2 separate regions of the Homo sapiens genome follow, and region 2 is linked to region 1. Evidence: read pairs that join two places in POLR2A ChIA-PET (ENCODE). Cell type or tissue: OCI-LY7. All regions are shown on one strand. Links, peaks and the distances in the headings refer to the core of each region. The heading gives the core; the rest is flanking DNA. Region 1 overlaps LOC124901766 (a long non-coding RNA gene). Region 2 holds the start of GHET1 (gastric carcinoma proliferation enhancing transcript 1).

Region 1 (16,590 bases), core at 4,680-12,679:
TCTCCTTCTTGCCTGGGGACTAGATTGCCTTTGTAGAACTAACATTAGCCACAAGATTAGAAATTATGGTTTAGGAGTCATGCAGCTGGAGACTACAAGATTCTGACCCTCCCTAAGCTGCTCCTAAGATCAGTGCTTGAGATATTCTGCAGACCCGGCACTTGATGGATCAGCTGGCACCACCAAGATTGGTAAACTGACTCATCTGATCTTGTGGCCCCACCTGGAAACTGACTCAGCACAAGAAGAGAGCTTCGACTCCCTGTGATTTCATCCCTGGCCAATCAGCACTCCTGGCTCACTGGCTTCCTCCCACCCACCAAGTTGTCCTTAAAAACTCTGCTCCCCGAATGCTTGGGGAGACTGATTTGTCTTTTCTGACTGTGTTTTTTGCTTTTTAACATGCCTCGTAATTTTTTTGATGATACCCAGTTATGATGTATCAGGTACAAGGAACTGAGGTAGGAACTGGGACTTTCAGTTTTATGAAACTCTGGCTAGAAAGTGGCTGTTTGCTGTTTGCTTCTAGTTGGACATGTCAGAGGTTAAAATAATCTCTGATACTCTTATTTTTGTCTCTCCTATTGTCTTTGGGTTTCCTCTGGGACTTTTTCCTAAATAGGGTCTGAGGCTTGTAATTCTTTCAGCTGTAATCTCCTGCTGATGTGATGGGAAGGTGTCGGGGAGGGGAGGTGTTCTATCCCTTTAGGATTAGGCCTTGGCCTTTTAGTGAGCCTGTGCCCCCGGGTTGTCTTCTCAGCACCCCTTTGCCCTCCCTCTCCCCTTCAGGCAAGACAGGAAGGTGAGATGGGGCTGGAGTTGGGTATTTCCCTTCCCTCAGGTTGATTAGACTCTGGTAAAACCCAAAGGGGCTGGGCTCTGGTAAGGTAGTTTTCCTTGAGGGCAGGGTTTTGTTAAGGAGAACAGAATCTCTTGGGCATACAGTTGATTCTTGCTTAGGGGCACTGACACCCCCCTTCCCCCTGCACAGTCAAAAATTCAAGCATAAGTTTTGACTCCTCCACAACTTAACTACTAATAGCTTACTGTTGACTGGAAGCCTGAAGGATAACATAAACAGTTGATTAACAAATATTTTGTACATTATATGTATTATATGCTATATTCTTACAATAAAGTAAGATAGAGATGATAAAATATTAAGAAAATCACTGCTGGGTACAGTGGCTGACACCTGTGATCCCAGCACTTTGGGGGGCCAAGGCAGGTAGATTGCTAGATCCCAGGAGTTCAAGACCAGCTTGGGCAACATGGTGAAACCCTATCTCTGCAAAAAATACAAAAATTAGCTGTATGTGATGGTGTGTGCCTGTAGTCTCAGCTACTCAGGAGGCTGAGGCAGGAGGATTGATTGAGGCTGGGAGGTCAAGGCTGCAGTGAGCTGTGATCAGTGCCACTGTACTCCAGCCTGGGCAATAGAGAAAGACCCTGTCTCAAAAAAAAAATAATAATAATAGAAAGAAAACTGGGAGTGGATCATCATAAAAGTCTTCATCCTCTAAGTCTTCATGTTTAGCAGACCGAGGAGGGGGAACAGAATGGTGATATGGTTTGTGTCCCCACCCAAATCTCATCTCAAACTGTAATCCTCAGATGTTGGAGGAGGGGCCTGGTGGGAAGTGACTGGATCATGGGGGCAGATTTCCCCCTTGCTGTTCTCAGGATAGTGAGTGACTTCTCCTGAGATCTGGTGGTTTTTAAAGTGTGTCACTTCTCCCCTCACTCTTGGGAGATGTGCTTGCTTCCCCTTCACCTTCCGCCATGACTAAGTTTCCTAAGGCCTTCCAGCCATGCTTCTGTACAGCCTGCGCAACTGTGAGTCAATTAAACCTCTCTTCTTCATAAATTACCCAGTCTCAGGTAGTTCTTTATAACAGTATGAGAACGGGATAATAGAGAAGGGATGGTCTTACTGTCTCAGGGGTGGTAAAGGAGGAAGAAAATCTGTATATAAGTGGACCCTTGCAGTTCAAACCTGTGTTGTTCAAGGTCAACTGTATTTCAAATAGTTACTTTTTCCCCTCACCTGACTGAAGTGTGAGGGACTTTTCCCTGATCTTCACTAGAGAAACTCCTGGAAGTGAAACTCATGAAAATGTCCTCCCCACCCCAAGACTGAGTCTCCAGAGTTTTAACTCTCCTGCAAGTTCATGCTGAGTCTCCAGAAGTTTATCAACTGCAGTTCAAGTGCTCCTACCAGCACTGGCTCCAGCCTAGGGCTCCTGCTTCTGGACTTCTGTTCCTGCTAAGCTGTGATTATTGGTATCCTCTTCTTTTTCTAGCTTCTGGACCAGCAGCTTGCCCCGTGACGTCTGTTCTCTGATGAATGTAAGAGGGGTTGTTGGTTTTCATTTTGTTCAGCTTTTATCTTGTTTTGAGAATGGTGGTGGTGACTTCCAAGCCCTTATATGTGGAAGAAAGTAGGAAGCCCTTGTGGTTCTGTTAGCTCTACTGTCCTGGAAATCTGTGAAATGGATCGTGGGTCCTTCACACTTCGCAGCCCGAATGTTTGAATGGCTTCTTTCTTTGTAATGACATGTAAAATATGATATGAATGATACAAATTAACTTTTGTTCCCTCTGTTTTTTGGAACATTAGAAACAACCCCAAAGGCCATGATGCAAATGGCAAAACAGCTTATAGGAAATCACACACAATTTGTATGTGGCAGGTCCAGGATTCAAACCTGGTCAGTCTGACTCCAGAGTCCAGGCAGTTAATCAGAAAGTGTCCAGTCTCCTAAATATAGCTCAACTACCTTATCTTTTAGTTAGAGCTGGGAATATACATGTAGTGTTATCTTGCTCTGTTGTTGGTGATAATTTTGATCACTTGGTTAAGGTGGTTCTACCAGATTTCTCTAGTCATTGTTTTTTGAAATATTTATTCCCATATTTTATTATATATGTAGATGTATATATATACAGATACATATATATATATATATATTTTTCCTTCTGGCCCTCCTATTAAGATTCTATTGCTTCTACTTCTGCATCTTTAGTTCTTTCTTTGTAGTTTAAAGCTCTATTTTTCTCTGTTGCTTTATCAAATTATTAAAAATGTCTTCATCTGATCGTCCAATTTACTAATTTGTTCTTCAGTAGTAAGCATCCAACTATTTATCACATCTATTGTTTTTGTTACTTAAAATATTATTTTTATACATAAATTTCTAGTTGATTCTGTTTTCCTTGCTTCTTATTTTTGTATCATATTAGTAATATCATCACTTACAGGGCTAGCACACTGTACAACTCAAAGGTAGCATTCTCCAGGAATGCAGTGTGACTGGTGCCTCAGGAGTTGTGCAATGAGGTAGCTCTGAGTCCCTGATATCCTTAAGCATTTTTATCATGCTTATTTAAATTTCTTGGTCTACCTTTAGATGAAACATGTTGTTTCATCTGTTGTCTTTCTTTTATTGTTATACTTAGGGAAGTAGTTACTTTGGCTGAGGGTTTTTTTTTTTTCTTCCTTTGGAATTATCAACTACTCTTTCAGGTAATATATGTGGCTCTAGTCTGTATCAAGATATGTCATAATACAGTAGGAGTGTGGAGAGAAAGGGACTGGAAGGGTGATTTCCTCCTGTTTGGACACTACAGTATGAACATCACCATGGCCTAAGCTGTCCTCACCAATGTCTGTAGCGAAGGGTTAGACATGATGGTCCCAAGGCATTTAGAGAGAGAGGCAAGAATGGAACATGGAAAGCTGTTCTCCAACCTGTCCTCCCACTGTCTCTTCCAATGCACTCTGCCTCCTCAGACCTCTCTCATACACATTGATTCAAGACTAAGTTCAGTGTTTTCTCTTATTTTTTTTTTCCTTCTGTAGCACATGTTTCTATAATTTCTCCAGGGTTAATTTTGGGGGAGAGAGCCAGCACTTAGCTAAATATATCTAAGTTTGCCATCTTAGCGGGATAGAAACTAACTCATATATCTAGTTCAAGAAACCATTTGATAAGTTCCTAAGAAATTTATGTATAACATAAATAAAATGGACACAAATACTAAGATTTTTGTAGGCAGAATTTCAAAGATGTGCCCTCAAGATTTCTGTCCCCTTGTTATTCAATCAAACCCTAATCTAGGCACTGGTACGAAGGGGCTTTGCTGATGTAGTTAAGGTTACTAATCAGTTGACTTTACAATAGTGAGATTATCCTGGATTATTCAGGCTGGCCAAATGTCAGTGCATGAGCCCTTAAAAGCAGAAGAGGAAGGAGGAAGAGTAGGTTAGAGAGATACAGCAGGAAGAAGAGGTGAAGGGAGATTAGGTTAGAGAGATACGAAACATGAGAAAGACATGACCTACCAACATTGGCTTTGAAGATGGGTGAAGGGGGCTGTGAGCTAGGGAACCTGGTGGTCTTTTGAATGACTGGGAGCATGACTTCCAGCCAACAGCCAGCAAGGAAATGGAGACCTCAGTCCTACAATCACAAGGAACTGAATTCGACCAACAACCTGAATGAGCTTGAAACAGATTTATTTCCAGAGCCTCCAGATAAAAGCCCCTCTGGCTGACACCTTGGCTTTAGCTTTGTAATACCTGAAGCAGGAAAACCAGCTGAATTTACCCAGATTTCTGACCTACAGAATTGTGAGATAATACATTTATATTTTAAGCTGCTAAATTTGTGATAATTTGTTATAGCAGCTATAGAAAAGCAAAACAAAGATTTACATGTAATGGAGTGCCTTGGCTGAAATCTTACTTTGATATTTTTGAAACCTCCAGGTGAGTTGGAAAAAAAACCCCACAACCTAATGAAAAATGGTGTAATAGTGCAACAGGGCTTGCTCATCCCTGCCTCTCCCAGCACAAACAGAGGTGGCAGGCAGTCACAAAGATAGCTCAACAAAGATGAATGCACAATTAAGAATAACCAAACTTTGAGATGAGCCCCATGATAAAAGAGAAAAAACAAATTCAGCCAATATAGTCTTATCCCTAAAAAAGCAAAATTAATGAAGCAATCAGAATAGGACTTTTGATATATCTCATATAGCCAGAGAGGTAAGAGAAAGTATTGTGTTATGAAAATAGTATCAAGCGATTATGAAACAAGGACATTTCAGTAAGGAAAATATAGTCAGTTCTGCTATAAAGTGACATACGCACTCCTAAAAATCAAAGTACTATGTAAAATCGTGTAACAAAAACCACCAGGCCTATGGGGAAGAAGGGAATAGGGCACAACACTAAAAATGTTGACCCTTAAAAATGCTCCTATCTAAAAAAAGTTAGAACCCCAAGAAAAAAATGGTGACACAGTTTTACACATGCTAACTTGTTAAGAAATATATAAATACCACAACAAATATGGCACATTACTTTAAAAAAGACCTAAAGGTTGTGTGTAGAAGTGGGCATTGGAAAGGGTGTGAGTGGTGGAAGGAGGGTTATTTGAATTAGGATGGAAAGTTGTAACACCAGCTGTGGAAGGATGTGGCTCATAACACATGTGGTATACTAAGGTAGCTGGTTGATGTTTGAGAGAGCTGTGTGCACATGAATTTTGTGTATTACTATGTAGGTCAGTTGGGTGCATTTTTTTATGGTTCGGTTTCTGTATTTTGTGGACTAAATCTCACATCAGCACACAAATCACATTATGTCTAATTGGTCCTTAATATGTCAATTGTATCAGAACAAACTCACATTTTTAAAAAAGTGATAAAGCAGAATAATTGTAACTTAAACAAAACTCTTTAGTCAGTTAATTCAGGAGTTAAGAGTTAAAACAACAACAACAAACTATAGTTAGTAATTTGAGAGCTCAGACGATTTACAATTTTTAGATATTCATTGAAGGAATTCTTGGGGCTCCAATAAGAAGAATAATGAATCCAGGGGGAAATAGTGAGATACAGGAAACTATTGGTCAACAAAAACAACAACAAAAAACCCAAAACCCACAACATTTTTTTTATTAAATACGATTTTATTATTTATAAATTGAAAAAAATATTGAACCTAACACCTAACATCCCAGACCACATCACTATGAAAGTCACAGGAAATGGAGGTAATGGAGGAGGGCCAGGGAAGGTAGAATAAAAGTGAACTGATTCTCTTCTTGCCTGGAGGTTGGAAGTAGAGTAAGATAGAAATTAATTGACTGTAGGTTTTGTTATAAAATATTAAATTTAAGGATAACCTGAGAAAAATAGTAAAATAATGTAAACTTATCAATTAATAGTGAAAAAAAAGAACAAAGGAAAGCTAATTAAAAGCAGGAAAGAAGAGAATAAAAAAAGAAAGCACTCCCCACCTTTTTTTCCCAACATGGTGGATTGGAAGCTTTCAGCATGCCTCAGCCACTTGGAAATAGCAAGATGGTGCACAAAGATCAACTCTGTGAGTTTAATTCAAGAAGAAAAATGGAAATCCACCAGAATCATGAAGGACGCCCCAGATCCTGTGGAGGAGAATACTGGTAAACAGCCTCCATGATGGCATCCCACTGATTAAAGTTAGTGAAGCCCCCATGTGTGAGAGAGGCAGAGAACCTCCCTCTATGACTCACCTTTCCACCGGGGATCTCAGCAATCCAGGCTGAGGGAGAGCACTTTCATTCTTCCAAGCCCTGGAGCTAATGTGGGGACAGTGTTGTAGATGCTGAGGACAGACACCAGACAAAGCTATAGACATTTTTCCAGACCCAGGATCAAGAGCAGGACACCATTTTTAATCTGGAGGCATACAAAGTCAGCCATTATTTGGCGACCTAACAGCATAGTCATGCAGGAATTTTAGTCTTGGGCCGGAGATTGGAGCACCTCCTCTAGAGCAGGGTAGGAACCTCTACAGTCAGAACTGTGGAAAGCTCCTCAGCAGTAGGTTCTGGGATTGTGCTCTCTTCCAACACAAGTCTCCGGTGGGAGGAGAGCTTCTACAGCTGTAGTTTCTCCTGGGCAGTGAGACTTGTAGCTAGGGCCAGGTTGGTGACCACCTTGGTGGTCTGTGTGTGCCATTACTGTGTGCCCCAACTGCTCCTTTGAGATCATGGTGCAGTGGGGCCCTCTTTGCTTCACCCCTAGGCAGAAATCCAGGCACTCGGAGCACTTGCTTGTCTGGATCAGCCTGAGCCATATCCTTCATGGGCAGAAACCCTGGTACAAGGGGGCCCTCTCTGTTCCACACCCAGGCAGATCTCCAGGCATCTGGAGCACCTACTCTCCTGGATTAGGAATTTAGGCTGCCTCCATCTCTGTGCAGAGAACTTGGGGTCAAGGAAGTTTCCCAACTCCCTGCCTAGGCAAGCCTTTGGGCACTTGGCAACAGCTTACTGGATTCTCAGTTAGCACTGGTGCTTGTGCCTGCCATCAGGGACCGTAGGTGGACCTGCCTGGTCTGGCTTCACCAGTGTTGGCTCCCTACCCCCGCCCATGAAGGGGCTGAGCAGGGAGTCAGACCATTGTGCACTCCACAAATCAGCGCATTACCTGAGGCAACAGAGAAACTTCTCCCAGTAAACAAGGATCAAGTATATACCCAGTCATGTTGGCAGCAGCAGGCTCTTACCTATAAGTGCCATCTACAGCTTGTAGGTCAAACTGCATAGTCCAATATAAAACCTGCTGACAGAAGTGCATAGGGCTGTAGAAGCAAAGCCAAATGACCTCACCAAGCATTCTCTATAGTCACACCCACTAAAGAGTGGAGGGTGGGGGAGAAAGAAAGAAAAGAGTAGTAACAACAAAAAAATAACATTATGGGGGAAAAAAGAAAAAAAATCCTACCTTCATGAAAATAATTACAAAAATTAGAAGTGCCAGCATCTCTAGATAAGGAATCAATATAAAAATTCTGGCACCATCAAAAATCCGAATGTGGTGACACCACCAAAGGATCACACTAGCTTTCCAGCGATGGTCCCTAACTAAAATGGAAATGAAGAAATAGCTAATAAATTCAAAGCATGAATTACGAGGAAGCTCAATGAGATCCAAGACAAGGTTAATAATCAATATGAAGAAACTTCTAAAGCAATCCAGTAAATGATGGAAGAGGTAAACATCCTAAAAAGAAATCAGAGCTTCTGGAATTGAAAAACTCACTTAAGGAATTTCAAAATACAGTGGAAAGCTTTGTCAATAGACTGGACTGAGCAGAAGAATTTGAGAACTTGAAGACCGGTCTTTCAAATTAATTCAGTCAGACAAAAATAAAGAAAAAAGAATTTAAAAAAATGAACAATGTTCAAGAAATATGGGATTTTGTAAAGCAACCAAACATACAAATTATTGGCCTTCCTGAGAGAGAAGAAAAAGCAAACAACCTGGAAAACACATTTGAGGGAATAATTAAAGAAAAATTTTCTCATTTTGTTAGAGAGCTTGATATCCAGATACCAGAAATTCAGAGAAAACCTGCGAGGTACTATACAAAATGAACATCACCAAGGCATACTTGGTCACCCGACTGTCCAAAGACAATACTAAAGAAAAAAATCTTAAAGGCAGCTAGATAAAAAGGTTAGGTCACATACAAAAGGAATCCCATCAGGCTAACAGCAGACTTCTCAGCAGAAAGCTTACAAGCCAGGAGAGGTTGGGAACCTATATTCAGCATTCTTAAAGACCAGAAATTTCAAAAAAGAATTTCATATATTGTTAAACTAAGCTTCACAAGTGAAGGATAAATAAAATATTTTCCAGCAAGCCAGCCCTGAGGGAATTTGTTACCACTAGGTCAGCATCACAGAGGTCCTTAAGGGAGCTGTAAATGTGAAAATGAAAGAACGGGTGGGCCATGGTGGCTGGTGCCTATGATCCCAGCACTTTGGGAGGCCGAGGCGGATGAATCACTTGAGGTCAGGAATTCAAGACCAGCCTGGCCAACACAGTAAAACCTTGTTTCTACTAAAAATACAAAAATTAGCTGAGTGTGGTGGTGTGTGCCTCTAGTCCCAGCTACTTGAGGGCTGAAGCATGAGAATTGTTTCAACCCGTGAGGCAGAGGTTGCAGTGAGCTGAGATGGCACCACTGCACTTCAGCCTGGGTGACAGAGCAAGACTCTGTCTCAAAAAAAAAAAAAAAAAGGAAAAAGGAAAAAAAAGAAAATGAAAGAATGCTACCTGTTACCACAAAAACACACTTAGGTATGTAGCCCACAGACCCTAGAAAGCAACCACATGATAGAAACTACAAAGCAAGCCAGATAACAACTTCACAATAGGATCAAAACCTCAGATATCAATATTAACCTAGAATGTAAATGGTCTAAACGCCCCAGTTAAAAGGCATCAAGTGGCAAGTTGGATAAAAAACAAGACCATCCATCTGCTGTTTTCTTTTTCTTTTTTTTTTTTTTTTCCTAGATGGAGTCTTGCTCTGTTGCCCAGGCTGGAGTGCAGTGGCAAGAACTCGGCTCACTGCAACCTCCGCCTCCTGAGCTCAAGCAATTCTCCTACCTCAGCTTCCCGAGTAGCTGGGATTACAGGTGTGCACCACCATGCCTGGTTAATTTTTGTATTTTTAGTAGAGATGGGGTTTCACCATGTTGGCCAGGCTGCTTTCGAACTGGCTGGTCTCAAACTCCTGACTTCATGATCCGCCCACCTTGGCCTCCCAAAGTGCTGGGATTACAGGTGTGAGCCAACACACCCGGCCACCATCTGCTGTTTTCAACAGACTCATCTCACATGTAATGACACCCATAGGCTCCAAGTAAAGGATTGGAGAAAGGTCTACCATGCAAATGGAAAGCAAAAAAGAACAGGGGTTGCTATTCTTATATCAGATAAAACAGACTTTAAACCAACAACAGTAAAAAAGGACAAACAGAAGGTCATTACATAATGATGAAGCATTCAATTCAACAAGAAGACTTAGCTATCCTAAATATATATGCACCCAACATTGTTGTACCCAGATTCATAAAACAACTACTTCTAAACCTATGAAAAGACGTAGCCACACAATATTAGTGGGGGGGCTTCAACACCTCTCTGACAGTGTTAGAAAGATCATTGAGGGCTGGGCACAGTGGCTCACAGCTGTAATCCCAGCACTTTGGGAGGCCGAGGCGGGCGGATCACGAGGTCAGGAGATCAAGACCATTCTAGCTAACACAGTGAAACTCTGTCTCTACTAAAAATACAAAAATTAGCCGGGCGTGGTGGCAGGCACTTGTAGTCCCAGCTACTCGGGAGGCTGAAGCAGGAGAATGGCGTGAACCCAGGAGGCAGAACTTGCAGTGAGCGGAGATCTTGCCACTGCACTCTAGCCTGGGTGACAGAGCGAGACTCCGTCTTAAAAAAAAAAAAAAAAAGATCATTGAGGCAGAAAACTAACAAAGAAATTCTAGACTTATTAAATTTTACACTTGACCAATTGTACCTAATAGACATCTACAGAATACTTCACTCATAAACCACAGGATACATATTCTTCTCATCTGGGCACAGAATGTACTGCAAGATTGACCACACACTTGGCCATAAAGCAAGTCTAATCAATTCAAAAAAACTGAAACCATACCAATTGTACACTTGAACCACAGAGGAATAAAAATAGTTATCAATACCAAGAAGATTTCTCAAAAGCAGAATTACATGGAAATTAAACAACTTGCTAATATTTGACTTTTGGGTAAAAACAAAATTAAGGCAGAAATCAAAAAGTTATTTGAAATAAATGAAAACAGAGACACAGCATACCAAAATCTCTGGAATGCAGCAAAAGCAGTGTTAAGACGAAAGTTTATAGTGCTAAACGCCTACCTCAAAAAGTTAGCAATATCTCAAATTAATAACCTAACATCACACCAGAGGAGCTGGAAAGGTAAGAACAAACTAACCCCAAAGCTGGCAGAAGAAAAGAAATAACTAAAATCAGAGCACCACTGAATGAAATTGAGACCCCCCAAAATCCATCCAAAGAATCCATGAAACCAAAAATTGGTGTTTTGAAAGGATAAGCAAGATTGACAGACTGTTAGCCAAAGAATAAAAAAGAGAGAAGATCCAAATAAGTACAATTGGAAATGACAAAGGTGACATTACAACTGATCCCACAGAAATGTAAAAGATCCTCGGAGACTATTATGAACACCTCTGTGATCACAAAGTAGAAAATCTAGAGGCAATGGATTAATTCCCGCAAACATACAACCTTCTTCCCAGTTTCAGGAAGAAATTGAAACCCTGAACAAAATATTGAGTTCTGAAACTGAAGCAGTAATAAAAAAAAACCAAAGGAAAAAAAAAAAGCCCCAGACCACTTAGATTCACAGCCCAATTCCACCAGACATACAAAGAAAAGCTAGTTCCAATTCTACTGAAACTATTCCAAAAAAATTGAGGAGGAGGGACTCCTCCTTAACTCATTCTACAAAGCCAGCATCACCCTGATACCAAAACCTGGCAAAGACACAACAAAAAAAAGAAAGCTACAGGCCAATGTCCCTGATGAACATACATGGAAAAATCCTCAACAAAATACTGTAAACTGAATCCAACAACACATCAAAAAGTTAATTTATGCTGCTTAATGTCTTTAACTGGTGGGTGATTAAGGGTGGAAGTGGTCCGGATATTCTAAAATTTGCTAATTATTAGGAGAGAAATGACAGAAGGCACAGTAAGAGTTGCCTTTATGTTCTCTTATTCTGAAAATATATATCAAAGTCTCCCTGTGTGCTAGGCACTGTGGTAGGACTTCAAGTATGTTCTTCATTCACAGTAAAAACAACTTCCTGAAAAAAAGAGTTAATTCATTATGATCAAGTACGCTTCATTTCTGGGATGGAAGTTGGGTTCAACATAACGTAAATCAAGAAATGTGATTCACCACATAAACAAAATTGAAAATGAAAAATCCATGTGATCATCTCAATAGATGCACAAGAAGCTTTTGATAAAGTCCAACATCCCTTCATGATGGAAACCCTCAAGAAACTAGGTATTGAAGGAATATGCCTCAAAATAATAAGAGCTATCTATGACAAACCCACTGTCAGCATCATACTAAATGGGCAAAAACTGGAAGCATTTCCCTTGAGAACTGAAACAAATCAAGGATGCCCAGTCTCACCACTCCTATTCAACACAATACTGGAAGTGCTAGCCAGAGCAATCAGGCAAGAGAAAGAAGTAAAAAGCACCCAAATAGAAAGAAAGGCAAACTATCTCTCTTGGTAGATGATATGATCCTATACCTAGAAAACCCTAAAGACAGTACCAAAAGGCCCCTGGAACTGATAAACGACTTCAGCAAAGTTTCAGGATATAAAATCAATATACAAAAACTTGTCCCTTTTCTATACACCAATAACATTTAAGCTGAGAGCCAAATCAAGAACACAATCCCATTTACAATGGCCACAAAAAATAAAATACTTAGCAATACATCTAACCAAGGAGGTGGAAGATCTCTACAAGGAGAACTACAAAGCACTGCTAAAAGAAATCATAGATGACACAAACAAATAGAAAAACATCCATCCTCATGGATTAGAAGAATTAATATTGTTAAAATGGCCATAAGTGCCCAAAGCAGTTTACAAATTCAACACTATTCATATCAAACTACCGATGTCATTTTTCCACAAAACTCAAAGAAAACTAGTCTAAAATTAATATGGAACCAAAAAAGAGGCTGAATGGCCAAAGCAATCCTAAGCAAAAAGAACAAAGCCGGAGCTATCACATTACCCAGCTTTGTACTGAAAGGCTATAGTAACGAAAACAGAATGATACTGGTACAAAAACAGACACATACACCAATGGAACAGAATAGAGAACCTAGAAATAAAGTTGCACACCTACAGCCATCTGATCTTTGGCAGGTACAAAGACAAAAGATGGGGAGAGTACTCCCGGTTGAATAAATGGTGCTGGGGTAGCTGGCTATCCATGTACAGAAGATTCAGACTACACCCCTACTTTTCACTATATACAAAAATTAACTCAAGATGGATTAAAAATTTAAATGTAAGACCTCAAACTATAGGAATCCTAGAAGAAAACCTGGGAAACACCATTCTGGACATCAGCCTTGGGAAAGAATTTATAGCTGTGTCCTCAAAAGCAATTGCAACAAAGACAAAAATTGACAAGTGAGATATAATTAAACTAAACAGGTTCTGCAGAGCAAAAAAACTATCAACAGAGTAAATAGACAGCCTACAGAATGGGAGAAAATGTTTGCAAACTACATATCCCACAAAGGCCTAATATCCAGAATCTGTGAGTAACCTAAACAATTGAACAAGCAAAAAACAAAACCACATCAAAAAATGGGCAAAGAACTTGAATAGACACTTCTTAAGAGAAGACATACAAGCAGCCAGCAAACATGAAAAAACACTCCATATCACAAATCATCAGAGAAATGCAAATCAAAACCACAGTGAGATCCACTTCACACCAATCAGAATGGCTATGATTAAAAAGTCAAAAAACAACAGATGCTGATGAGGCTGTGGAGAAAAGGGAACACATAGACACTGTTGGTGGGAATGTAAATTAGTTCAGCCACTGTGAAAAGTAATTTGGAGATTTCTCAAAAACTTAAAACAGAACTACCATTTGATCCAGCAATCCCATTACTGGTTATATATCCAAAAGAAAACAAATCATTCTACCAAAGAGACACATGTACTGGTATGTTTGTTGCAGCACTATTCACAATAGCAAAGACATGAAACCAACCTAAGTGCCCATGAAAAAGGATGAAATCATGTCCTTTGCAGCAATATGGGTGCAGCTGGAGGCCATTATCCTAAGTTAATTCAAGAAGGAACAGAAAACCAAATACTATGTGTTTTCACTTATAAGTGGGAGCTAAACATTGGGTATGCAGGGACATAAAGATGGCAACAATAGAAACTGGGGACTACTGGAGGGGAATGGGAGTGAGTGGGGCAAGGGTTGAAAAAACTAACTCTTGGGTACTGTGCTCAGTACCTGGGTGACAGGATCACTCATACCCCAAACCTCAGCATCATGCAATATACCCAGGTGACAAACCTGCACATGTACTGGCTGAATCTAAAATAAAAGTTGGGACAAAAAAAATCACTTGCTATATGTAAAAAAAAAAAAAAAAAAAAAAAAAAAAAAAAGGTACTGAAAATAGGAAATGTAAAATAGGATTAGAAGGAGCAAGATCCTAGTAAATAACAAATCAATATATTTGTTAAAAAATATGAATGTGATAATTATGCCTATGAAAGGCAAAAAATCTCAGATAAATAAAAAATAAATTAACCATGTGACATTTAGAAATAATACTCTTAATGAAGATGACATAGGAAGACTGAAAATAAGGAGGAGAAAAATAATGAAAATATTACCAAAATGAAAAGCCACACAGATATATTGATATCAGATATAATTCAAAGCAAAAAGGGACAAGAAGGAATATTTCATACTGATGAGAGAGGCAATCTAACAAGAAGATATAACAATCATAAACATTTATGTACTCAATAACATAGCTTCAAAGTACAGAAAGGAAAAACTGATGGAACTACCAGGGGAAACTGACAAAGCCAATGAGAATATTTAACAGTGCTCTCAGAAACTGATAAATCATGCAAGCCAAACATCAGTGAGTATATAGAGAATTTAAGTAATACAGATAACAAGCCTGGTCAAATAAGATTCTCTGTACCCAGCAAACAGAGAATACACATTCTTATCAAATACAACAAAGTAGTTACAGATATTGACCACGTATTAGGCCACAAAAATAGTCATCAAATTCCAAAAATTGATATCATATAGCCCGTATGGCCTGAACTCAGGAGGGAAGGCTGAGTACATGGGTACAGCTGTAATAAAAGTAGTTTGCAGGTGTTGTATTTTTTAAATTTTAAAAATCTATTTTATATTTTATTTTAAATTGACTTACAGTAAAATTCACTGTTTGTGACGTGCAGTTGTGTAGGTTTTGACAGTGATGTACCCACCATCACAGTCATGCTACAGAACAATTCCATCACTCCAAAAACTCTATCATGCTATCCCTTTGATGTCATCCTGTTCCCCAACTCCAATCCCTGGTAACCATTGATCTAAGCGCCTATCTAATAGTTTTGCCTTTTCCAGGATATCATATCAAGAAAATCATAAAATATGTGGCCTTTTAGATCTGACTTTTTTAACTAAATGCATTTGAGATTGCCTGTTGTTGCAAGAATAATCTGTTCTTTGTATTGCTGAGTAGCATTTTATGAAATAGATGTACCATAGTTTTGTTTATGAAAGACATCTTGGTTGCTTCCAGTTTTTAGTGATCATGGATAAAACGAATACAAACATTTACCTATAGGTTCTCGTGTTAACATACATTTCCATTTCTCTTAGGATACTTCAGAGTGGGATTGTTGAGTCATATAGTAAGTGTATGCTTAACTTTATAAAAAAACTATACAAAACCAGACTGATATCCAGGTGTGGTACCATTTTGCATTCTCACTGGTAATGTATGATTTCCAGTTGTTCTGCATCCTCGTCAGCACTAGCTGTCATTTATTTCCATAGCCATTCTAGTAGGTGTGTAGTGATATCTCGTGATTTTAATTTGCATTTCCCTGATGATTATACTGAATATCTTTTCATTTGCTTATTTGCCATTCATATATTTCCATGGTGAAGAGTACATTCAGGTTTTTTGCCCATTAAAAAAAAATAAACTTTAGGTGTTCTCTTATTGTTGAGTTCTGAGAGAGCTCTTTTTTGGGGTACAAGTCCTCTGCTAGAAATGGATGTTTTACTCTGATGGCTGCAATTTTCTCAGAGCAGTATGAAGCAAGAGTGAGGATGAGGTGGGAAGTGTAGGAAGTTTAAGGAGTAAGAAAAAAATATAAAATAGCCTTCTGAGGCAGAAGGGAAGTGAACAGATTAGGGATGCACGCTATGATTGCCTGGTGGCATTAGGGCCCTCTTGAGCCTTGTGTTGGTATAGTTAAGCTGGGACCAGTCACCATGGGCATTTTTTTTTTCCAGCCATGATTAGTTGCATGAGTGGAGGGATGAAATAGGTAGAGGAATGGTTTTATCTAGGGCTTTAGTTTTGCCAAGTACGTATAAGAAAACAGAAGTGGAGGAAGGGAGTTGAAAGGACATGAAAGGAATAAATTACGGTGACTGACCATAGAATCTAAGTGGAGTCAGAATGGAAGAGAACAAGGATGAGGGACAGTGAAAAGGGGTTAGGATCAATAGACTGGAGGTTCCAGCATAGCCAAAGGATTGTGGGGGTTGGGCACAAGAGGGAGGGAAACGGGGAGGCAGAAGACAGTTGTCTGAGGGAAAATGCTTGCTGTCCAGGAAATGTCAAGGTTGCAGTTCCCAGTAATGACTGGGGCATGGTCATAGATATGAGTGTGCCTGAGTTGGGTGGGAAATTCCAATGGGAAAAAAAAATCTCAGAAAGAAGACAGCTCAAGAAACCGTGAGGCCAGAGTCACTGTAGTAGTGAAGAGAGTGGCAGTGAGCCAAGAGCTAAGTTAAGGGGAGTGACCTCGAGGTCAGTAGGTGACAGTGGCAATAGATGAAGTGATGATATGAAAGTCAAAACTTTTTTTTTTTTTTTTGAGA
Region 2 (16,590 bases), core at 4,260-12,259, 430 kb before region 1:
CCAGGATGGTCTCAATCTCCTGACCTCGTGATTCACCTGCCTTGGCCTCCCAAAGTGCTGGGATTACAGGCGTGAGCCACCGCACCCGGCCTCGTCCTTCCTTTTAATGGATGGATAGCATTCCATTATACACGCGTACCCCCGTCGTTTATCCATTCTTGCTTCAGCGGACACTTGGGTTGTTTCCACATTTTGGCTATTGTGAATAGTGCTGCTGTGAACATTTGTGCTCAGACTTGTGTGTGGACATGTTTTCTGCCCCTTGGGGTATATACTTAGGAGTGGAAATTTGGGGTCATATGGTAGTTCTGTATTTAACTTTTTGAGGAACCACCAAACTGTTAGTTGAAAGCATTTTTGCAAAGTCAAGAATCACTCACCTGGAGGAAGTGTGTGTCACCATCTTGCTCACCTTGCCCTGGGCAGTTCTTCTTTGTTGACGTCTTTTTTAAAATATGGGACCCCAAACTGACCCCTGGGCCCTGGGTTCCACCCAGTGAGAACAGACTTCAGGGACAATGACAGCCTTCTGTGAAACTACACAAGTATTTGCATTTTTACTGTGTGGGATTCTCTTATCTGGTACTTGGTCAGATTTGTTGTTTTTTAACTGAAAAGGGAAACTTCAGCTCTGATAATTTATGTCTGTTACCTTGTTAGTTTATGTCTGTTTCTTGTTAGCTTGTGTCCAGTCAGCCAGGAAAAATGATTCTGAACCCTGAGAGCTAACATTCTTTTTTAAAAAATTTTTTTTTGAAATGGAGGCTCTCTCTGTCTCTCAGGCTGGAGTGCAGTGGCGTGATGTTGGCTCACTGCATCCTCTGCCTCCCGGGTTCAAGCAATTCTCCTACCTCAGCCTCCCGAGTAGCTGGGATTACAGGCATGCACCATCACACACAGCTACTTTTAGTATTTTTAGTAGAGACAGTTTTGCCATGTTGGCCAGGCTGGTCTTGAACTCCTGCCCTAGGTGATCTGCCCGCCTTGGCCTCCCAAAGTGCAGGGATTACAGGCGTGAGCCACCGTACCCAGCCTTTAATTTTTTAAAAGCTTCTATTTCCATAGATTTTGGGGGAACAGGTGGTATTTGGTTACATGAGTAAGTTCTTTTTTTTTTTTTTTTTTTTTTTTTTTTTTTTGAGACAGAGTCTTGCTCTGTCGCCCAGGCTGGAGCGCAGTGGTGCGATGTTGGCTCACTGCAAGCTCCGCCTCCCAGGTTCACATCATTCTTCTGCCTCAGCCTCCCGAGTAGCTGGGACTACAGGCATGTGCCACTATGCCCGGCTAATTTTGTATTTTTAGTAGAGGCGGGGTTTCTCCATGTTTGTCCGGCTGGTCTCAAACTCCCGACCTCATGTGATCTGCACACCTCGGCCTCCCAAAGCACTGGGAATACAGGTGTGAGCCACCCCACCCGGCCCAGAGAACAGCTTTGTCTCTTTCGAGAGAGAGGTGCACCCAAATGGGACCTCCAGACCTCAGTGGAGTGCACCGGATTTTATAGGCAGGCTTGAGGAGGCGGTGTCTGATTTACCAGGGACCCAAAGATGGGTTGGACCAGGTGTGACATCTACATAGCATGAGAGGAAGCTGGGACTACAGGCACCCACCGCCATGCCCGGCTAATTTTTTTTTTGTATTTTTAGTAGAGACGGGGTTTTGCCATGTTAGCCAGGATGGTCTCGATCTCCTGACCTCGTGATCCGCCTGCCTCGGCCTCCCAAAGTGCTGAGACTACAGGCGTGAGCTACTGCGCCCGGCCATGAGTATGTTCTTTAGTGGTGATTTGTGAGATTTCGGTGTGCACCCATCACCAGAGCAATATACACTGAAATCAATTTTTAGCCTTTTAATCCTCATCCCCTTCCTACCCTTTCCCCCACAAAGTCCCAAAGTCCATTGTATCATTTTTATGCCTTGGCATCCTCAGAGCTTATTTCCCACTATAAGTGAGAACATACAATGTTTGGTTTTCCATTCCTGAGTTACTTCACTTAGAATAATAGTCTCCAATCTCATCCAGGTTGCGGCAAATGCCATTAATTCACTCCTTTTTATGGCTGAGTAGTATTCCATTGTATATATATGCCACAGTTTCTTTTTTCTTTTTTTTCTTTCTTTTTTTTTTTTTTTTTTTTTTTTTTTTTTTTTTTTTTTTGAGACAGAGTCTTGCTCTGTTGCCAGGCTGGAGTACAGTGGTGTGATCTTGGCTCACTGCAACCTTCGCCTCCCAGGTTCAAGCGATTCTCCTGCCTCAGCCTCTTAAGTAGCTGAGACTACAGGTGCACGCCACCACACTCGGCTAATTTTTGTATTTTTAGTAGAGACAGGCTTTGACCATGTTGGCCAGGATGGTCTCAAACTCTTGACCTCGTGATCCGCCTGCCTCAGCCTCCCAAAGTGCTGGGATTACAGGCGTGAGCCACGGCGCCCAGCCCTATGCCACAGTTTCTCTATCCATTTGTTGGTTGATGGGCATTTGGGCTGGTTCCATATTTTTGCAATTGCGAATTGTGCTGCTACAAACATGCATGTGCAAGCATCTTTTTCATATAATGACTTTTTTTTTCCCCTCTGGGTAGATATCCAGTAGTGGGATTGCTGGATCAAATGGTAGATCTACTTTTAGTTCTTTAAGGAATCTCCACACTGTTTTCCATAGTGGTTGTACTACTTTACATTCCCACCAGCAGTGTAGAAGTGTTCGCTTTTCACCATATCAACACCAACATCTATTATTTTTTTGATTTTTTTTTTATTATGGCCATTCTTGCAGGAGTAATGTGGTATTGCATTGTGGTTTTGATTTGCATTTCCCTGATCATTAGTGATATTGAGCACTTTTTCATATGTTTGTTGGCCATTTGTATATCTTCTTTTGAGAATTGTCTATTCATGTCCTTAGGCCAGTTTTTGATGGGATTGTTTTTTTCTTGCTAATTTGAGTTCCTCGTAGATTCTGGATGTTAGTCCTTTGTCGGATGTATAGATTGGGAAGATTTTCTCCCACTCTGTGGGTTGTCTGTTTACTCTGCTTACTGTTCCTTTTGCCGTGCAAAAGGACAGCTAACATTCTTATAGTTTCTTTTTTTAATGTGCCAGTAAACTCTATGTGGCTTCTCAGTTAATCTTCCCAACACCCTATAAGATAGATACTTCGATTATGACCATTTTCTAGATGGAGAAACTGAGGCTCAAGCAAGGTAAGTGACTTGACCAGAGATAGCTAGCTAGTAGCTGGTGAAAACTAGGACTCAAGCTGAGATAATGTGGCTGCAGCCCGTGCTGTTCATCTCTAATGCCTGCCGGATTCTCACTGCATATCATGACACCTATTGGGGCATCAGTCAATTTGATTAGTCAGCTTCAGTGTCTTCATTTGTGGGGTTGTTGGAAACAGATGAGACAGGATCTGGCTGAGAAACAGCCCCAGAAACCTCCTCTCCCAGAATGGCACCAACCCCCCTTCCCTGCCTCTGAGCCTGGCCACTGGGTGGACTTCCAGTCCACATAGTAGACTAGATCACCCCCAGTGCATGCAAAGGCAGAGTGAAAGGTATAAACAACTTAGTCAAATCAAGCTGTACAATGAAAAACAAAAGGAAATAAAACTATTCTGGCGCACACCTTTTTCTTATTAATTTCAAGTTGGCTGCCAATGTTTACCTGCTTTGTTCTTAAAATAATCCATTCTAGAATTTTGCTAGAGAGCAACATCGTTTAGAGATTGTCATTTATGAAACTCTCACTCTCATTTTCCCCTCTTTTGAAATTAGGACAACATCTACCCATGTCTAGTTTTCTGGGGTTATTCATTCTCCTCAATGGCATTCATTCATTCATTCACTCAACACATTTACATAGCACCTGCTGTGTCCCAGATACTGTGCTAGGTACCAGAAGGAGTCAAACATAGTCAATGATTCTGCTTTTCCATTGGCTTGGGGCATCCAGGAACACATTTTCTCAGGCTTGGAGATGTGAACTCCAATGGGCAGCTGCCTGCCCTTCCCCTCCCCTTGCCTGCACCTTTACAGTAAGGTCTACTCGCCGCTGCAGCAGGAAGATCCTCCATTAGGAGTAAAACAGAGCTGTGAATTCGGCTGCCCCAGGAACAGCCCGATCCTTGTTGCTCCAGACACATCCCTACTGTCTTTTTGCTGTTCTTTGCTTTCGGCATGAGTTTCAGGTCTTTCAGAGCTTTGCCTCTGACACTTTCACAGAAATCTTTTCCACCCGCCTTTTCTTAGTCATCTTTACTTCGGACTTCCTGCTTCTGCCTTTTGTCCCTGTAGATTCTGAAGTCCTCAGGAACAATCCAAGATCTTCTGGTGTTTCAGATGCTTCCCCTTCACGTTCCTTAGGTGGTGGTTTCTGTTCTATCAGTTGGGGTTTAAGGAGGAGGCAGGGATCTTGGGCAGTGGGAGAAGCACCTCTGTAGGGAGCTGACTGCCAAGATGGGAAAGTGTCAGCCTCCAGGTAGTGGCGCTTGCTGGGATTTACCGACGCTGGAAGCACAGACTTTATCTGTAGGGCTCACAGTTTCCTCCAGGTCCCACAGAGCTGTCCGGAGGGTCACACAGCAAACAGATAAAGGAGGCCAGCGCAGATTGGGCGGCTCTCTGGTACCTTGCGGTGGCTGAGCCACTCAAGACAAACCGGGGGAAAGACGCCCTGATGACGAAATGCTAATTTTGCATATCTCTTTCCCAGGATGCTTAGCAACACGTCTGATTCTTGTTATTCAGTACGTTTTTCCAGCTATTGATAAATAGATGTGCCAGGGAATTCTTAGAGTATATATATATCATTAATATTGTAAATATAGTCATCAGTAAACTGAAACCAGAATATCACTGTAAGGGGAAAATGAACAAATTTGGGGGCTTTAAATAGTTCAAACAGTAGGAGGACTTATTGGCTGGTCCGAAGGTAGTGAGTTATCTCAATTGATTGTTCACAGTCAGTTACAGATCGAACTCCTTGTTCTACTCTTTCCCCCCTTCTCACTACTGCACTTGACTAGTCTTTTACGAGAGTTTCCACTCTCCTGGCATCCCTCGTTTCTTGTTTTCATCTCAATTTTAAAATGTTGAAAGTCAGCATCATTAAATAAAGCATGGAATACAGGGGGAAAACGAAGTACTATTCTTTTCTTCCAGAAACAAACAGTAAATTTGGGAAAACCCATCACAGACAAGAAGGAAAAAGAAAACAAAAATCAAATAAATAGTAATAGATACTACGGACCAATTATTGGTAAAGATGGTATAGTATGTCCTAAGAGATCAAAGACAGGAAATGGGATGAGGGTGAATAGGGGTTTTTCTTTTTCTTGTACTTTTTCTTTTCTTTTCTTTCTTTTTTTTTTTTTTTTTTTTTTTTTTTGAGACAGGCTGGAGTCTCTGTCACCCAGGCTGGAGTGCAGTGGTGTGATCTCGGCTCACTGCAACCTCCGCCTCGTGGGTCCAAGCGATTATCTTGCCTTAGCCTCCTGAGTAGCTGGGACTATAGGCGCGCGCCACCACGCCTGGCTAATTTTTCTATTTTTGTAAAGACCGAAGTTTCGCCATGTTGGCCAGGCTGGTCTTGAACTCCTAACCTCAAGTGATCCTCCTGCCTCAACCTCCCAAAGTGCTGGGATTACAGGCGTGAGCCACCGCGCACGGCCAGGATTTTTTTAATGTTTTAATATCAGTAGGATTAAGGACTGGTATTTGATGATACAACACTCAATGGACAAAATTAAGAGGCATTTCAAAGTCGACAATCCAGTTAAGTTTTGAAGCTAAGAGATGTGAACATTTTCAGAGAGAAAGTATTTTGGAGGAAGACAAACCAAGTCCAAGAGTTTGAAAATAGAGAAGGCGGAAGAGGGCAGAGTACATTGCGGGATGCTCACCACGTGAGGCACCAGAGCCACTTTCTAATCCTGGTTCAGCCCTTAGGTTCTTATGTAGCCTTTAGAAAGCCACGCAGCTGCCTCCTCATCAGAAACAAAGGGTCATTACACTGATCTTCCTTCCCTCTTCGCTACATGGAAGTATACATTCCTAACAGCCTCGAGGCAAAGTGTTGTTTGATGAGATTGTGGTGGTGTTGCAGTACAGTGTGACTGCCACAAATGTGTATACAACAAAAGAATATTTAAATTTTTCTTATAGGTGAAAGTAACCCAAGGCACCTTGAGGGCACATGTGGGTTTCCCAAGAGCTTCCCTGTGGGGTTTTTTGTTTTTTTTTTTTCTTTCTGAGACGGAGTTTCGCTCTTGTTCCCCAGGCTGGAGCACAATGGCGCGATCTCGGCTCACTGCAACCTCCGCTTCCCAGGTTCAAGCGATTCTCCTGCCTCAGCCTCCCGAGTAGCTGGGATTACAGGCATGTGCCACCACGCCCAGCTAATTTTTTGTATTTTAGTGGAGACGGGGTTCCTCCATGTTGGTCAGGCTGGTCTCGAACTCCCGACCTCAGGTGGTCCGCCAACCTCGGGCTCCAAAGTGCTGGGAATACAGGCAAAAACCACCACACCCGGCCTTGAATTGTAATTCTCAGGTGTTGAGGGGGAACCTGGTGAGAGGTAACTGAATCAGGAAGTCAAGACTTAAGGGTCTCCTCAATCTAAGTCCCGAGGCTTTTCCCGTACAGCTAGCTTGCTGCTTCTTCAATAATAGATATGCCTTAATTACAGTGATTGTTCAAGCCAACTGATGTTGCTATGATCACGTACCAGCTATGAACACAGGACTGTCACTGTATCTCAGGAATAATGGCAATTAAATGATATTGCAAGAGAGTAACAGTCTATTGGCCATAGTCACCATTTGATATTTGCAAAGGAATACATTTGTATTGTGTTTTATAAGGTACAGGGTATTTTCATATGACCTATTTCATTTAATATTCTTTGCAGTCCAGTTAAATTAGTATGACAGACATTATCATTTTACAAATGAAGAAACTGAGGTTCTGAGAGAGATCACATAAGCAGCCGAGAGTCAGCCACTGAGTTCATTGCTTGCAGAGCCAGAATAACCTTTCTTCCCCAAAAGTATTCTCTCTGCTACCCCGCAAAGAAAAACCAGCAATCAAACAATGTCAACAAAGCCATGAAACCAATTGCTGTACTATTCCAGTCAGTGGAAACATTGCTAAAAACTAAAAGATAGATGGATGGATAGTTAGGAGGGAGGGAGAGAGAGAGAAAAAAGTATGTAGTTGATGGTGGAATAACTGTTAATATGGACACTACGAAACTAACACGAGAGCAGAGTCAATTTCTCTGACTTTAGGTTGATTTCATTCCACAGATATGAGACTGCACAATTCTATCAGTCTTGATGACATATGTATCCTATCTCCAGAAACTTCCTAACCAGATAATATCTGCAAAGCAATAATGAATGCCCAGTGCAACTATAAGGCCAGCTCAGAGTAATATGATAACTTGAGGAAGAAAAGAGTTTGGCATTAGTTCTTTCCTAAGACGTATTTGAATAAGATAGGATTGTCAGATAAAATACAGGATGCCTGGTCAAATTTGAACAATAGTGTAAATAGATTTTTAGCATAAGTATGTCCCAAATATTGCACACTATATCCTACTGTCATTGCACAGACAGTAGTTTGAAGCCAAAATAATTTTGATTTGCAAAAGCGCGGCATTTGCGAAGAGAAAGGGGATATTTTCCAATACCAAAATCTTTATGTTTTACAAGAAAAGCAAAGCTTGGTGGATCCAGGTTTAGAGATAATACCATGAACCATCGTGTCCGAGGTGAGCAGTTTCCCCACCACACAGTAAAGAGGAAAGCTTCGTGTCTGCATCATTTCTAGGTTAACAGCTTGGGATTTTCTTCATCTTTGATCTTGCTAATACTGTATTAACACAGACAAGCTTAAGCACAGATGTGCAAAGTGTTTTACTTTTCAGTGTGAAATAGAATCATGCTATGTACATTACTTTGCAATTTGAAAAGCTTGCTCTCTTACCACTGCACTCTGCGGACCTTTGCCCTCTCCTGGATCCCTCTTCTTCATGCCTGACACCGTGGATAAGGAGGTGCGTGAGACATGGTTCATTCCTTAGGTCACCTAAACCTATGGTTCTCCTTATTCTCAAGGTACAATTCAGAGACGAGGGGACCTCCCTTTTCAACACGGAGCATGCCAGGCTCCTAAAAACACTTAATGTGCTCTGTCCACTAGTCATCTTCACTGGCAAGTAGTGGTGTGCTTAAGAAAAACCTTCAGGCAGGATCTTGGCTGTTCTGTATTGGGGAACAGAAAATGCTTTCCCACCCCAAAACCACAGCAAAAGGCTAGTCAAGTGAAGCAGTGGGAGTGGAGAAGGAACAAAGAAATCTGTAACTGGTTGTGATCAATTAGTTGTAAACACCACTGCACTCGGACCAGCCGAAACACAAAGGCACGCTGCTACTTATATAAGCCTCGAAAGTTCCATCTCTACCATAGTTACGGTGACTATTCACAGGAGCTAAAAAAAAGGAAGAGTATAAATACACCCCAAATAGAAAGCAAATGTTTAAAAAATAAAACTGTTAAACACATAGACTTTGTAAGAAAAAGGTCCTTCTCTCTTCAGTGACATTAAAGGAGCTCGGGCAACCCTGCTCAAAGCATTGTGGGTGATTTGCATGGAAACCCTGCATCAGCCACATCCATCAAAGACTCCCACGGTGCCCCCGGCGGGGCCTCAGTCTCACAGGGCCAGGACGTCTAGAGCGGGAGGGGACGTCCTCTTAAGAAGGAAGAGGCAACCCGCCGCGGGGGTGGGGCCGGGCGGGCGGGGGCCCCTTGGAATTCAGTGGCCCCCCCGGGATCAGGGGTCCCCGCGGTTCGGTGGTCCCGGACCCCACGCAGGGCTGGCGCGGCCCCCCACGCCCGCGCCCCCACCCCCGGTTCCCCGTGGAGGGGGAGCGTGTGTCCTGCGAGGAGCCCTGCAGCCCGGCGTCCCCTCCCCTTTTCCTTCCCAACGACCCTCTTTAAAAATGAATGAATGAATGTATGAATGAATGAAGTCCCAGATTCTGGTGTCACCCACGATGCTTTTCTTGAGCTTTCCAAGGTTTGTTTTGTTTTGTTTGAGCTCTTTAGGAAGCTTTCCTGGCGGTTTCGCCATAGTCCTGCGCTCCTGTTACCAAGTGGTTTTGTTTCAAAGCGGCTGCACTGGGGACCTTGAGCTATTCTGGAAGGAGGTTAGGAACCCCACTCTAAACAGAAAGGGAAACATTCGGTCCGTGGAAGCTAACATTTTAAAATACATAATTAGCAATTATCTTTTTAAAAAGTGACGCCGTGGAGGAATGAGGCGCACAGAGCCTCGGAGAGACTCCCGGGGGCTGAACGCGCACCTGGCTTCTCAGCAGGGGCAGCCTGGGCCCCCAGCCCTGGGCCGCACAGCGGGTCCCAGGAGCTGCCGGGTGGGGCAGGACCCGACACGAAGGGCGAGGGGAGCGCAGCCTCGGGGGTCTTTGCCTTTCCAGGCTCTGCAGTGGGGGCCCGACCCCTTGACCCCCAGAGCGGGTCATTTTGAACAATCCTCTTACTACAAAATTATTTTCAGTAAAACGCATGAAATAATCAGTATGTATCACTGGATTTTGCGATTAGTCCATTAATTTTAAAAGAAGCAATTAACAATTTAAAAAAGAAGATATGTCCATTTTAAAGTTTTTTTTTTTCAAATTTAGAAAAAGATTTCATGTTATGAAATGAACTTTCCACCTACCAAGTATTATATCTTGTGTTCCCTGCGTAAAGGCTGTGTGTTTTCACTTTTACATTAAACACACTTAAATTTTCTTTCCTTTTTTTCTTTTTTTGAGACAGGGTCTCCTCGCTCTGTCGCCCAGGCTGGAGTGCAATGGCACGATCTCTACTCACTACAACCTCTGCCTCCCGGGTTCAAGCGATTCTGCCGCCTCAGCCTCCGGAGTAGCTGGGAATACAGGCACCCGCCACCATGCCTGGCTAATTTTTTGGTAATTTTAGTAGAGACGGGATTTCACCATGTTAGCCAGGCTAGTCTCGAACTCCTGACCTCAGATGATCTACCCGCCTTGGCCTCCCAAAGTGCTGAGATTACAGGTGTGAGCCACCATGCCCGGCCTTAAATTGATTTTTAAAATATAAAATTTTGGCCGGACCGGTGGCTCCTGCCTGTAATCACAGCACTTTGGGAGGCCGAGGCGAACCGATCATCTGAGGTCAGGAGTTCGAGACCAGCCTGGCCAACATGGTAAAACCCCGTCTCTACTAAAATACAAAAATTAGCCGGGTGTGGTGGCAGATGCCTGTAATCCCAGATGCTCGGGAGGCTGAGACATGAAAATCGCTTGCGCCAGGAGGTGGAAGTTGCAGTGAGCCGAGATCGTGATACTGCACTCCAGCCTGGGTGACAGAATGAGACGCTCTCTCTCTCTCTCTCACATACACACAATCAATTTAAATCCCATTGTTCCAGAGCCGTTTGTTAATCTGTTCTCTGCTGTGCTGCCATTGCCTCTTTGTGAAACATCACTTGACTACCCTTATGTGTGCCAGTTTGTGGGTTCCCTATTCTGTTGCATTGATCTATCTGTTCTTTCACTAATACCACACTGTCTTGATTACTGTAGCTTTATACAGTCCATCTTGAGGTTGGGTAGGGTCAGTCCTGTGACTTTGTTCTGCTTCAACGTTGTTGGCTATTCTGGGTCTTTCAGCTTGTCCATGGCAACTGTTTCATTTAATTTCTCTTTCTGATATTAGTGATTTGTGTATTCTCTCTTTTTCGTCTTTGTCAGCCTGGCCGGAGGCTGATCTTCTCTACTGATTTCCTGTTTTTTAAGTTAATTGATTTCTGCTCTAATTTTTATTAGTTCTTTTCTTCTGCTTACTTTGGATTTAATTTGCTTTTCTTTTTCTAGCTTCTTAAGGTGGGAACCTAGAATATGGACTATAGATCTTTCTTCTTTACTAATGTATGCATTTAATGCTATCAATTTTCCTCTAAACACTCTTTTTGCTGCACCCCATAAATGGGATGTATTTTCATTTTTTATTTAGTTCTAAATATGTTATTTAGAAGTGTTGGCGGGGTGTGGTGGCTCACGCCTGTAATCCCAGCACTTTGGGAGGCTGAGGCGGGTGGATCACAAGGTCAGGAGTTCAAGATCAGCCTGGCCAAGATGGTGAAATCCCGTCTCTACTAAAAATACCAAAAGTTAGCCGGGAGCGGTGGCAGGCGCCTATAATCGCAGCTACTTGGGAGGCTGAGGCAGGAGAATCGCTTGAACTCGGAGAGTGGAGGTTGCAGTGAGCCGAGATCATGCCACTGTACTCCAGCCTGGGTGACAGAGTGAGACTCCGTATCAAAAAAAAAAAAAAAAAAAGAAAAAGAAGTGTTAATATGGGCTGGGCTTGGTGGCTCACACCTGTAATTCCAGCACTTTGGGAGACTGAGGTGGGCAGATTACCTGAGGTCAGGAGTTCGAGACTGGCTTGGCCAACATGGCGAAATCCTATCTCTACTAAAAATACAAAAATTAGCAAGGCATGATGGTGGCTGGGTGACTGAGGCACCAGAATCTCTCCATCCCGGGAGATGGAGGTTGCAGTGATCCGAGATCACTCCACTGCACTCCAGCCTGGGCGACAGAGCAAGACTGTCTTAAAAAAAAATTATATATATATGGTTTGGCTTTGCGTTCCCACCCAAATTTCATCTTGAAAAAAATTTTTTTTCTTTTTTTTTGAGACGGAGTTTTGCTCTTGTTGCCCAGGCTGGAGTGCAATGGTGTGATCTGCAACCTCCTTCTCCTGGATTCAAGTGATTCTCCTGCCTCAGCCTCCCCTGTAGCTGGGATTACAGGTGCCCACCACCGTGCCCAGCTAATTTTTGTATTTTTAGTAGTGATGGGGTTTCACTGTGTTGGCCAGGCTGGTCTCGAGCTCCTGACCTCAGGTGGTCCACCCGCCTCAGCCTCCCAAAGTGCTGGGAATACAGACATAAGCCACCGCACCCAGCTTTGAATTGTAATCCTCAGGTGTTGAGGAAGGAACCTGGTGAGAGGTAATTGAAACATGGAGGTGGTTTCCCGCGTGCTATTCTCGTGATAGTGAGTGAGTTTCACGAGATCTGATGGTTTTATAAGTGTTTCTTTGGTAGTTCCTCTCCTGCTTGTTGTGGTCTCTCTAGTGCTGTTTTATGAAGAAGGTGCTTGCTGCTTCTTCCGCCGTGATTATAAATTTCCTGAGGCCTCCTCAGCCATGAGAACTGTGAGTCAATTAAACCTCTTTCCTTTATAAATTACCCAGTTTTGGGACAGAGTTTTTTTGCTTTTGTTGCCCAGGCTGGAGTGCAATGGAGCGATCTCAGCTCACTGCAACCTCTGCCTCCCAGGTTCAAGCGATTCTCCTGCCTCAGCTTCCCAAGTAGCTGGGATTACAGGCATGCACCACCACGACCAGCTAATTTTTGTATTTTTAGTAGAGATGGGTTTTCACCACGTTGGTCAGGAAGTCCTGACCTCCAGTGATCTGCTTGCCTCAGCCTCCCAAAGTGCTGGGATTACAGGCATGAGCCACAGTGCCTGGTCTCTTTTTTTTTTGAGATGGAGTTTTGCTCTTGTTGCCCAAGCTAGAGTGCAATGGCACAGTCTCGGCTCACTGCAACCTCTGCCTCCCAAGTTCAAACGATTCTCCTGCCTCAACCTCCCAAGTAGCTGGGATTACAGGTGCCTGCCGCCACACCCGGCTAATTTTTTGTAATTTTTAGTAGAGATGGGGTTTCACCGTGTTGGCCAGGTTGGTCTTGAACTCCTGACCTCAGGTGATCTGCCCTCCTTGGCCTCCCAAAGAGCTGTGATTACAGGCTTGAGCCACTGCACCTGGTGGGGAAATTCATTATAGCAGTGTGAGAACGGACTAATACAAGTTTATTGTTTAACCCTCAAATATTTGGGGATTTTCCAGATATTGTTCTGTTATTGATTTCTAGTTTAATTCCATGTGGTCTGAGAGCAGATGTTGTATGATTTCTATTTTTTTAGACTTGTTGAGGCATAAACGTACCTTTTATTGCCCGGAATATCGTCTATCTTGGTGAGTGTTCCGTGTGAACTTGAGAAGAAAGTATATTCTGCCGTTGTTGGATGAAGTAGTCTACAGATGTCAAATGGTAGTTTATTACTAACCATGTGAGTCCTGGGGAACCTAAAGGAACTCACTCTTCAAACAAATGTTTTAACTGAGTCTGCACGTCGTGTTGGCTTGAGAGTTCTCCAAATTAACTCTCATGTAGTCATATGATGCGTAGTAAAGGGAAGACTTAAAATGTGCTCATTCCAATCCTACATGTATATGACTGAAATCCAGGGGCAACTGCAGCAACATTTTAGAATTTAGACCAATAGAGGCTTTGGGGGAGGAGCCTTTTCTTGTTGGCATTGTTTAAAATTGCCAGGGCATCGCCATGAAAATCATGAAAAGCCAGCCACCTTCTAGTTGGTTTCTGATTGTTTTAGGTCTTCTCTGACAGCTCCCTGCCCTGTGCGGGGTGATAAGCCAGACACCCCAGCAAGTTCCCTCCTGGAATGATTATTATTACTCTCTCCTGGGATTCCCAGGCCCCAGGGAGAGCCGTTTGTTCTGTTGTTTTTCAGTCTGAGCCTGGGGTCTGAATGATGCGGCTCACAGCCACCTGGGCCCTGATGTGGGGACAAGTCCCTCTCCCTTCCTCAGGTGGCTGTTAATGGGACACTTCATCTTACTCCCTTTCTGCTGTCCGATCCCAGTAGATCCCAAGCAGCTGCAAGGCTGCCCTTCCCCGCCTCTCCACATCCTCTAATCTCCGATTTTCCTGCAATTCCCTGAAGTTCCCCTCCCGCGGAAGCGCACGTCCTCATTCCTCAGCTGTGCTGTACCCACCTCCTGTAACTCCATTGGAGGACATATTTCATTCCTCTGTCCTGCCTGTATGGAGTAGGCTCCTGAATTGGCCCAGAATTTGGGGAGGAATGTTGGGTATTTCTTCCCATACTCATCATCAACAACTCATGTTTTTGTACCCACCCCTCAAATAATGATGATGGGTTTGACATGAGCTACTGAGGGTCTTAGCGATACTGGTAAAAGGATCTCCTTTCTAAAGAAAAAAAAATTTTTAGTTAACATATTATGTATAATAATAATAACAGGTATAAAATCATTCTATATAAATATAAAATTATTGAACATAAAATGATAGAAATATGAGTTTGAAATCACTATAAATTAAAAACTCAAAATCACCAAAACACGATAATTTTTATTTGTATTATTTATTTTTTTATTTTATTGAGACGGAGTCTCACTCTGTCACCCAGGCTGGAGTGCGGTGGCGCTATCTCGGCTCACTGCTACCTCTGCGGCCCAGGTTCAAGAGATTCTCGTGCCTCAGCCCCCCGAGTAGCTGGGACTACAGGCACGTGCCACCACGCTGGGCTAATTTTTGTATTTTTAGTAGAGACGGGGTTTCACCATGTTGGTCAAGCTGGTCTCGAACTCCTGACTTCGTCATCCGCCCACCTTGGCCTCCCAAAGTGCTGGGATTACAGGCGTGAGCCACCGTGCCTGGCCAATTTTTTTTTTTTTTTTTTTAATTTATTGAGACTGAGTCTCGCTCTGTCGCCCAGGCTGGAGTGCAGTGGCATGATCTCGGCTCACTGCAACATCCACCTCCTGGGTTCAAGCGATTCTCCTGCCTCAGCTTTCTGAGTAGCTGGGATTACAGGCATGTGCCACCACACCCGGCTGATTTTTGTATTTTTAGTAGGGATGGTGTTTCACCATGTTGGCCTGGCTGGTCTCGAACTCCTGAATTCAGGTGATCCACCTGTCTTGGCCTCCCAAAGTGCTGGGATTACAGTCGTGAGCCACCACACCCAGCCAGGTTCTCTAGTTTGAATGGCCCCTTCCACAAACAGGGTAGTCTGTGTGAAGGCTTACATTTTGAAAATAAGTCCTCCACTGCCTCTGCTCCAATACACACAGCCCTTCAGTTTGAGATAGAGAGATGTCCAGACAACCCAAGAACAACTTTGGCAGAGCCTGAGGAGGTCCATGTTGTAACTAACTGCTTTGTTTGCAGAGTCTCGGAGGCTTTAGATAATTTACTGTATAACTACTGAGCTTCTTGGGTTTTTTTTTTTTTGAGACAGAGTCTCCCTCTGTCACCCAGGCTGGAGTGCAGTGGCACGATCTCAGCTCACTGCAAGCTCTGCCTCCCGGGTTCAAGCGATTCTCCTGCTTCAGCTTCCCAAGTAGCTGGGACTACAGGCACGCATCGCCACACCAAGCTAATTTTTGTATTTTTAGTAGAGACAGGGTTTCACCATGTTGGCCAGGATGGTTTCGATCTCTTGACCTCGTGATCCGCCCGCAGAGTGCTGGGATTACAGGCCTGAGCCAGCAGGGGTTTCGTTTTTCACCTGGATAAATGCAACTTCCCTTTTTCTGCATCTCAATGCCTGGCCCTCCGCACTGCAGACACTCCTCCTGGAGCCTCTCCACACTGCAGGGCCATGACAAAGGCAGGGAGGCAGTCCCTCTGCTCAAGTACCAGAGGCTGAACCCGTCCCATGGCAAGGCCCATGCTTCTCCAGGACAATGCACTCTAGTTAGAGATGAGAGGCGTGACCTCCCAGCCTCTAGACCTGGTCCTTGGAGGGGCTTAGAAGATCCTAGCACTCCTTGTATTTTATAAAAAATCTTCTGTCTCCTCCTCATGTGCATGTGTTTTCCTGGAAAGAAGATCCACAGCTGTCATCAGATTCCCAAAGGAGCCTCTGAGTTGGTCATGAACTTCACTCTAGCTAATATAAGCAGAAGGGATCAACACTGCCCAAAGCCTGGCGCAGGTCTGGGCCTTTGAGAGAGCTCATGCCCCTGCCCAGCTTCAGGAGATCCTCGGCTGCCAGGAGGCAGTTATGGCCATGAATCCCTGCTCTCTGCTCCAGTCTGTCCCAGCAAAATGTAAGCCTCATCCTGCCAGCCCCCACCCCATCTGATTAGAAATTCAAGTCTTGCAGTGAGTTAGTGCATCTAAGAGGCTGAACCTACATCACCTCCAGACCCAGCTGCAGGGCCTTCTGGGAAATGTGGTTTTTAGCTTTGTCCACCTCCTTGGTACTGAAAAGAAAGCTGGATGCTGAAAAGCATAACCATGGCATCTGTCACCTGCTGTCAGTCACAATTTTACACCACTTAAAAATTAACCCCGGTCAGGCACCATGGCTCACGCCTGTAATCCCAATACTTTGGGAGGCCAAGGCAGGCAGATCACCTGAGGTCAGGAGTTCAAGACCAGCCTGACCAACATGGTGAAATCCCATATCTACTAAAAATACAAAAATTTTCCGGGCTTGATGGCACATGCCTGTAATTCCAGCTACTTGGAAAGCTGAAGCAGGAGAATCGCTTGAACCCGGGAGGCGGAGGTTGCAGTGAGCTGAGATTGCGCCACTGTACTCCAGTGTGGAGTGAGACTCTGTCTCAAAAAATAATAATAATAATAATAATTAAAAAACCCCACTGTTCCCTGATATCTGTT

The links. ChIA-PET counts read pairs that join two places held together with the same protein. Peaks named below come from ENCODE experiments on the same cell type or tissue, not always from the same donor. Only the 100,000 strongest peaks of a DNase experiment are listed, where the experiment ranks them.
Region 2: POLR2A ChIA-PET joins it to region 1 with 21 read pairs; 3 of 35 experiments call an interaction of 5 or more read pairs at or near these places.

The regions. Positions count from the first base shown.
Region 1 is chr7:148,548,024-148,564,613 of GRCh38, reverse strand. All of the region lies in intron 2 of LOC124901766 (a long non-coding RNA gene), which reads left to right. Among named protein-coding and RNA genes, the nearest start is that of C7orf33, 34 kb to the left of the region's middle. RefSeq lists an enhancer at 81-220. In OCI-LY7, for the core only: no CTCF peak of the experiment used is centred there; no DNase peak of the experiment used is centred there.
Region 2 is chr7:148,975,578-148,992,167 of GRCh38, reverse strand. It overlaps GHET1 (gastric carcinoma proliferation enhancing transcript 1), which reads right to left and starts at 4,641. Exons shown (of 1, transcript NR_130107.1): 1 at 2,739-4,641. It also overlaps RNY3 and RNY1. RefSeq lists enhancers at 4,295-4,344, 4,665-4,714, 4,282-4,782, 13,756-14,257, 14,878-15,377 and 1 more and silencers at 4,925-4,994, 8,711-8,810, 12,025-12,225. In OCI-LY7, for the core only: no CTCF peak of the experiment used is centred there; DNase peaks (open chromatin) are centred at 4,657, 8,667 and 9,247; H3K4me3 peaks cover 3,563 bases; H3K27ac peaks cover 343 bases.